Regions from separate parts of the Homo sapiens genome. Here region 2 is linked to region 1. Evidence: chromatin contacts called from ENCODE Hi-C or POLR2A ChIA-PET data. All regions are on one chromosome and are shown on one strand. Each heading gives the region's core, a stretch centred on a gene start or an enhancer-like site at or near the end of the contact. The rest is flanking DNA. Distances are from core to core; before and after follow the strand shown.

What was found. A loop is a pair of places that touch in the nucleus more often than their neighbours do. ChIA-PET counts read pairs that join two places held with the same protein, here RNA polymerase II (POLR2A). Pooled maps may share reads with other maps.
Region 2: a loop to region 1 is called in a pooled map, with 3 times the contacts of the local background. The contact joins two enhancer-like sites. A Hi-C loop is called at or near these places in 1 of 168 maps with a recorded cell type or tissue (GM12878), 28 of 37 single-sample maps with no recorded cell type and 12 of 50 pooled maps. POLR2A ChIA-PET finds 5 or more read pairs at or near these places in 3 of 52 experiments (B cell, K562 and activated T-cell).

What each region holds. Positions count from the first base shown.
Region 1 is chr15:81,021,728-81,025,213 of GRCh38, reverse strand. No RefSeq gene overlaps it. Among named protein-coding and RNA genes, the nearest start is that of TLNRD1, 23 kb to the right of the region's middle. RefSeq lists enhancers at 412-706, 1,715-1,864. Within about 2 kb of position 1,658, at least 26 of the 41 ENCODE cell types and tissues checked have a DNase peak (open chromatin) inside an H3K27ac peak, as active enhancers do; they include B cell, where a contact is called at or near this core.
Region 2 is chr15:81,282,310-81,286,271 of GRCh38, reverse strand. IL16 (interleukin 16) reads right to left here. Exons shown (of 19, transcript NM_172217.5): 9 at 3,516-3,633; 10 at 442-574. Among named protein-coding and RNA genes, the nearest start is that of STARD5, 40 kb to the left of the region's middle. Within about 2 kb of position 1,708, at least 4 of the 41 ENCODE cell types and tissues checked have a DNase peak (open chromatin) inside an H3K27ac peak, as active enhancers do; they include B cell, where a contact is called at or near this core.

The DNA of each region.
Region 1 (3,486 bases), core at 409-2,908:
CTGGGAACAACTCAAATGTCTCCCAACAACAGACGAGATAAAAGAGTTGTATTACATTTACGTAGTGAAATACTGTGCAATATTGGGAAAGGATGAACTGCAAGTGTATGCAACAACATGGATGAATTTCACAACATACTGAATGAAAAACAAGGTATTTAGAAGTCAGGGTGGCGGCATCCTTGGCAGAAGGCATGAGGAAAAGGAAGGGGACACAGGGAAAGCGGGTCTGCAGTGATGGTTGTGTTGTTTCCTGATCTAGCTGCTGGTTTCACAAGTGTGTCCACTGTGCGAAGATTCATCGACATTTATACCCATGATTTGTGCACTTGTATATATGTTACGCTTGAATTAAAAGTTTACTTAGAAAAAGGAAAAGTTTACCATTCACCTCTAAATCAAAGCCTCTTTTCTGTTAGTGATTTCGCAGCAGCACCTCGGAGGTGTCCAACCCCTCCTTCCCCCTGCCTCCACCACAGTCTGGCTTCGTAGGATCTTTCTTCTGTGTGGCTGGCGTTTGTCTCCTCCCATCCTGCTTAACTTCCCCAGTCAGGGCCTCAACCCCTCAGACCTGTTATGAATGAAATCATGGCCTCTCTGGGCTCCCTGCTTCCTGTCTGTCCCATCCAGCTCCTTTAAAGTGTTTGCTCTGGATCTCTGCTTTCATCATAATCCTCCTTTTAAACTTCCAGTCCACCATCATCAAGTCCGCGATAAAATGCAGCTTCTCTGCATGGCACTCAGGCCGCCCTTTTAAAAATCAGGCCACACGTCCCTTCCAACTTCGTCCAGTCTGTGCTCCCTAATGAGCCAATTCTCCAGCCAGATGGTCCCCTCCTCCCTCATTGTCAGCACACTCTTGTGGCTTCTGCCTGCAACCCCAAGCAGGAGAGAAAGCCCAAGCCCACTCCATCTTGCTCATTCTTCCCAGGACCAACTCAGGTTTCTTTAGCCTTCCCGATAAGACCTTGACATTAGCCTCATCCAATTCCTCTCTCCTCTGAGTTTGGCTGTCCATACTTACTTGCCCAAATCATTCAGGGTTGGCCTTATGGGCACGTGCCCCTTGAAAGGAGCTGGAGAGGAAAAAAATGTTCTGAACTGTTTTCATTCATGCTTAGGCTGGGAACACATGCTGGTCACCATTGAATACAAAACCTCCTCTGGCTCCCAGACGTAGATCACTCAAACACCCAACCTGATCTTGAACTTCAAAATGCAAAAAAAGTAAACTCGGCAGGGAGAAAACTGCCCACTGACTACCAAAGATGACACAGCATGAATATTTCCTCCAGCTACACAATGGAGAAGCTGAGTAATATGCAGAATTCACTAAATGACGGGGACTAAGATCACAGGGGTTTTAAGGTCAGCTGAAACTCGATTGCCGTAGTTTTCCTTCCTCTTGGGTAAAAGCTTCTCTGAGCAAACCACATTTTTTCAGAGAATCAAGGCTAGAGTCCCTGGTGAGGCAGTTCGTTCCTGGCCTTCTGTCCTGGGCCACGTGCTTCTCAGCCCTTCCCTGTTGGGCTGCGGGAGGGTTCAAGATGGAATGAGGTAATGCTGGCAGGACAGCTGCCCAGGGAGCGAACGAAACTCTGCCCTGGTTGCAGCCTAAGCAGGACAGGAAGCAAATTAGCAGAAGCAAGCAGTAATTTGACTGCCAACAATAGGAGTCAAAACTGCATTTCTGACCCTGCACCGTTGATCCTCCTCACAACAATAGTCATCCACAAGCCATAAAAAGGCCGATGAAACACTATTTGAGATTGCAAATGCTGGAGTCAAAAGAGTCCTGGGTCCAAATTCTGGCTCTGCCACCCATCCGCTGTACGACCTCGGACAACTTGCCTAAGGTCTGTTAGACTCTGATTCTTAAATGTGCATATTTCATCAAGGTACTGTATGAAATGAGGATGTATGTAAAGTGTGTAGTACATAGCAAGAGCCCAATAAATAGACAGTATGTTCTATGGGCTTTTGTGAACCCCTGCCATCTTGAGTTTATTAACCCTCCATGCGTAAAAACTCCCTCACATTTTTTGCTTCCTTACGTTCTTTTTTTTTTTTTTGAGATGGAGTTTTGCTCTTGTTGCCCAGGCTGGAGTGTAATGGCGCAATCTTGGCTCACTGCAACCTCCGCCTCTGGGGTTCAGGCGATTCTCCTGCCTCAGCCTCCCAAGTACCTTAGATTACAGGTGCCTGCCACCATACCCGGCTAATTTTTTGTATTTTTTAGTAGAGACGGGGTTTCACCATGTTGGCCAGGCTGGTCTCAAACTCCTGACCTCAGGTAATCCACCCGCCTTGGCCTCCCAGAGTGCTGGGATTACAGGTGTGAGCCAACGCGCCTAGGGTTATCATGAGGATTAAATGAGTTAATGTATACAGTCAGCCCTCTGTATCTGTGGGCTCCATATCTGTGGGTTCAACGAACTGCAGACAGAAAATATTTGAAAGAAAAAATGATGTCTGGGCTGGGTGTGGTGGCTCATACCTGTAATCCCAGCACTATTGGAGGCCAAGGCAGGTGGATCGCTTGAGGTCAGGAGTTCAAGACCAGCCTGGGCAACATGGTGAAACCCCGTCTCCATTAAAAATACAAAAATTAGCTGGGCATGATGGTGCATGCCTGTAGTCCTAGCTACTCAGGAGGCTGAAGCAGGAGAATCCCTTGAACCCAGGAGGTAGAGGTTGCAGTGAGCCAAGATCCACCACTGCACTCCAGCCTGGGCAACAGAGTGAGACTCTTTAAAAAAAAAAAAAAAAAAGAAAGAAAGAAAGAAAAGAAAAGAAAAGAAAAAATGATGTCTGATGTCTGAACTGAACAAGTAGAGACTTTTTTATATTGTCATTATTCCCTAAACAACACGGTATAACAATTATTTACATAACATCTACATTGTAGTAGGTATTATAAGTAATCTAGATATGATTTAAAGTATACAGGGCTGGGTGCAGTGGCTCACGCCTATAATCCCAGCACTTCTGTAGTCCAAGGCAGGCAGAAGGCTTGAGCCCACAAGTTCAAGACCAGCCTGGGCAACATGGTGAAACCCATCTCTACAAAAAAAATAGAAGCTAATCTGTGAAGATGAAGACTATATGTATGAGTCATTCACATGCTGGTGGTAAATTATCAATCTGCAAAATTAATCTGCAATATATAAAAATTAGCCCCATGTGGTAGCCTGCACCTGTAGTTCCAGCTACTCAGAAGGATGAAGTGGGAGGATCACCTGAGACCCTAGAGGTCGAGACTACAGTGAGCCATGATCGTGCCACTACACTCCAGCTTGGGTGATGGAATAAGACTCCATCTCAAAATGATAATAATAAAGTATACAGGAGGATGTGCACAGATTATATGCAAATACAACACCATTTTACATCAGGGAGTTGAGCATCCAGGGATGTTAGTATCCAAGGGGGTCCTGGAATCAATCCCCCACAGATACAAAGGAACAATTCTAAGTGCTTGGAAAT
Region 2 (3,962 bases), core at 459-2,958, 260 kb before region 1:
TCTCTGTTTTGCAATTATTTGTATGTCAGGCTCTTTATTGATACTGTGAGCTTCTGCAGGGCAGGACTGTGTGCTATGAACTTGCCTCTGTATCTTCAGTACCTACCTCCAGACATTCCCACAGTGGGTACCTACTAGACGCATAAATGAATAAATTTCTTGGTCTACTAGCTGGGACCCTGGGTCTCTACTTTCCTGCCCCAGAGCTTATAACTCAGCTGTAAGAGCTTCCCTAAGTTAATGTCAATTGCCTCTGATATCTAGGAGTTTGTTAGTGGACCTCTGCTGCAGACAATTCTTACTACAGAAACTTGGAAGGGATTCTTGGGAATTCAGGTACAAACCCAGCCAGCAACATCTCTGTTTTCATCTATTTCTTGTTCCAATTTTGGTACTGAACGAGTGAGCCTGAGAAGAAGAGGATAACCCAGTGGGTGTTACCTGTGGGTCTGGATGTCGGCTAACAATGATGGGGACTGGACCGGGATCACAGTGACTCAGGATCGTGTAGACTTCATTGAGCGTCAGGCAGTGCACAGGGGAATCACTGATTTCCACAATCTCGTCCCCACACCTGTGCAAGCATCAATAAGAAGCCATCAGTAAGTGAATCAATGAGACATTTGAACAGTCACTGCCCCAGGGGCCCACTCCTGGCTGGGCTGTTTGATGAGATATAAAAATCACATGAATAAGTAGACCCCACTAGCCACCAGACCAAAACTCAGAACAGGGCAGACCAAAGTAGCATATCCCATACCCCCTTACCGTACAACCACAAAGCAGCAGACATTTCCTATTTACAGTGGGTCAACATTAACAAAAGTTCATCTGTAACTTTCCTCCTTCTTTTCACATTTAACTATGCCCATTAAAGACTGAGGGTGTGGGTTAGCCAATTCAACTAAATAACAATTAACCAGGATTTAATCCACCACATCCTCTCCTTGGGCCTCTGTGTTCCCATAAGTAGACTAGTTAGAAGGAAGGATTGGATCTAACATAGCACACACAGGATGTTGAATATCGGACCTAACATCCTACATGTGCTAAAAGGCAGAGAAAAAATAACTCAACAGGAGAGCAGTTGAGATTCTTGCAAAAAGAAATAAGGAGAAAAGGTGATGGCATTCATTCTAGTTGTGAGGTGGGAAGGGAGTTAATAGCAACCTAAACCTTAAAAAAAAAAAAGGTAGGAAACACGGGGTCACATAGATACATGGAAGATTTGTATAATCCAGTCCCCTTCCCGACCTAGATAGGGAAATTGAGTTGCAGAGGTTGAATAGATTTCCCTGATCTAGGTCTGCTCAGGAATTGACAAACTTTTTCTGCAAAGGGCCAGAGAGTAAATATTTTTGGTGTTGCATGCTTTGCCATACTGTCTTTATCGAAACTATTCAACTCTGCTGTTATATTAATAGCATGACAGCTGTGGCCATAGACGAGGCATAAACAAATGAGCATGGCTTTGTTCCAATATAATTTTATTAAAACAACAACAACAACAAAACCAAAACAGTGATAGGCCCCAGTTTGCAGACCCCTGGCCTAGTTGGTCATCAGCAGGTCCAGGATTGGAACTCTAGCCTCCTGAGGCTGATTTCCCTGTGTCCCCTGCTGTGTTCTGTGACTTCCTTCTGCTGAGTTCATCCTCCTTCACCCTTGCTTCCTTTTTACTGCTGTAACTGAAGGCCATGGTTGTATAGCACCAGATGCTAAGGAAAGCAGAAGCTTCCAGAACAATCCCTACTCCACTGCAGATCTAAGAAGGAGGTACTCTCTGTCCGAGGGTACTAGGACCAAGACAACCACATGGAACCTGCAGTATGTGCCACAAACCAGCAGAGCAGCTCAGCAAATCACCTGCCACCCTCCCGCAGATAACAGCAAATCCCTTTCTAATTCAGAAGCTCCAGAGAGACAGCATCATAAGCAGGGATGGCTTTTCCATACACTGCAATTGTAGGAAACCCTTTAAAAGGATGGCAAAACTCTCCTGATTTAGGAAAACCCAAAACCAGTGAGAGATGATATATTTGCACTATACACAAATGTTAGAGTGCAAAGTATTGTAACAAATTAAATAGGATAAATTTTTAAATCAAATCCAGATCAGTTATTGAAAGAAATTAGATTTGAACTTCTCTTAGAAATTATTTATAAAAAATATATCTGGAGTACCCAGAAATATATTGTTTATGGGAGAAAGAACCTGTATTTCTCTTACTGATATCTTCTCTCTCTCTTTTTTTTTTTTTTTTTTTCTGAGACAGGGTCTTGCTCTGTTGCCCAGGCTGAAGTGCAATGGTGCGATCTTGGCTTACTGCAACCTCTGCCTCCCTGGCTCAAGTGAGCCTCCTGCCTCAGCCTCCCAAGTAACTGGGATTACAGGAAGGTGCCACCACACTTGGCTAATTTTTATGTTTAGTAGAGATGGGTTTTGCCATGTTGCCCAGGCTGGTCTTGAACTCCTGAGCTCAGGCCATTCACTCGCCTCAGCCTCCCAAAGCGCTGGGATTATAGGTGTGAACCATGGTGCCCAACTTACTAATATTTTTGTCATTAAGCCACCATTTCCATATAGAATTCATAGATTAACCTCATCAAAGCTCCTATTTATGTCATTGTAAATTCAATATTAGTTAAATCTTAATTAAAGTGTGTTTTCTATGTTGGACTGGCATTCTCTGAGACGATGCTTCTTAAGCTGTAACATGCATACACATTCATGGGGATTTTGTTAGAATGCAGGTCCTCGTTCAGCAGGTCTGGGTCCGGGCGTCTGAGATTCCACATTTCTAACAAGTTCCCAGTTGACATTGATTCTGCTGGTCCAGACCACACTTTGAGGAACACGGCTCTGAGCTATGCCCAGATCATTCTCTTTTTTTTGTTTGTTTGGTTTTTGGGGTTTTTTTTTTGAGGCACCTGTGGGGCTTTATTAGATAAACAGACCCCAGCTCCAGCCACAGGCTTGAACCAGCCCACTGGGTATGGCCTCAGACATCCCCTCCAGCTTCTCTGCCTCCCGGCCCAGCCCTGGAATTTCTCAGGGTTACAAATGTGTGCAGGGTCAGGGGTGTGCTGGCCACAGCGGGATGTGGTATTTAGGCCGCCCCACCTCGGTCTGGTCCTGGCAGGACCCACACCTGGCTCTGCTGTGGGAGCTGAGAACAAAGACCCTGTCCACCCCGCTCCTGCTAGCCCTGGGGGCTCAGCCAGCACCCACCCTCCCAGTGGCCTGGAGAGGGGCTGGGGTGCAAAGCCTCACTCCCTCCCTCTGAGCCAGATTGCAAATGCATCTCCCAAGAGTGTCCTGGGGGGCAGGAAGGAGGCCTGCCCCTCCCCAGCCAGTGCCCACAACAGGGGGTGTCCTGGCGGGCGGAGCGGCTGATCTCCACCACAAGATCATTCTTTATAGCTCATGTCCAAATCAATCTCCCGACATTCTAAGGTATTTCTTTCCTGGTTGTAAGTCGGGGGTATATTCAGAAACAGAAGTGAGGACATACCGGAGACGTCCGTCCAGGTGCGCCACGGATCCTGGTGACAGCGTGTGGACGAAAATGCCAGAGATGCATTGGAAGTAGGGAACGCTGCACAGGCCGATGCCCAGGCCCACGCCGGCCTCTGGAAGCAGAACAGGGCGGGGTGGGGAGACCGGGACTGAGCTTTCCCAGGGGGCCTACTCGTCGATTGGGTGCCACAGACATGGCCCCCTGGTTATTACAGCTTTCATCCCACCCGTATTCACAGAGTAGTCGTTGTGTGCAGGCACCGCTCTAGGGTCAGAACAGTGACCAAGGCAGGCAAGGAATAGTGGGGAAAGACTAGGAAGGAAGGAGCGAAGGAGGGAGGAAGGGAAGGAGGGAAGGAGGGAGCTAGATGAGAAGAGAGGACAGTATCTAAGAGTGATAAGTATTATGTGGTGAATGTACGCAGAATGTGCTGGAAAGTGA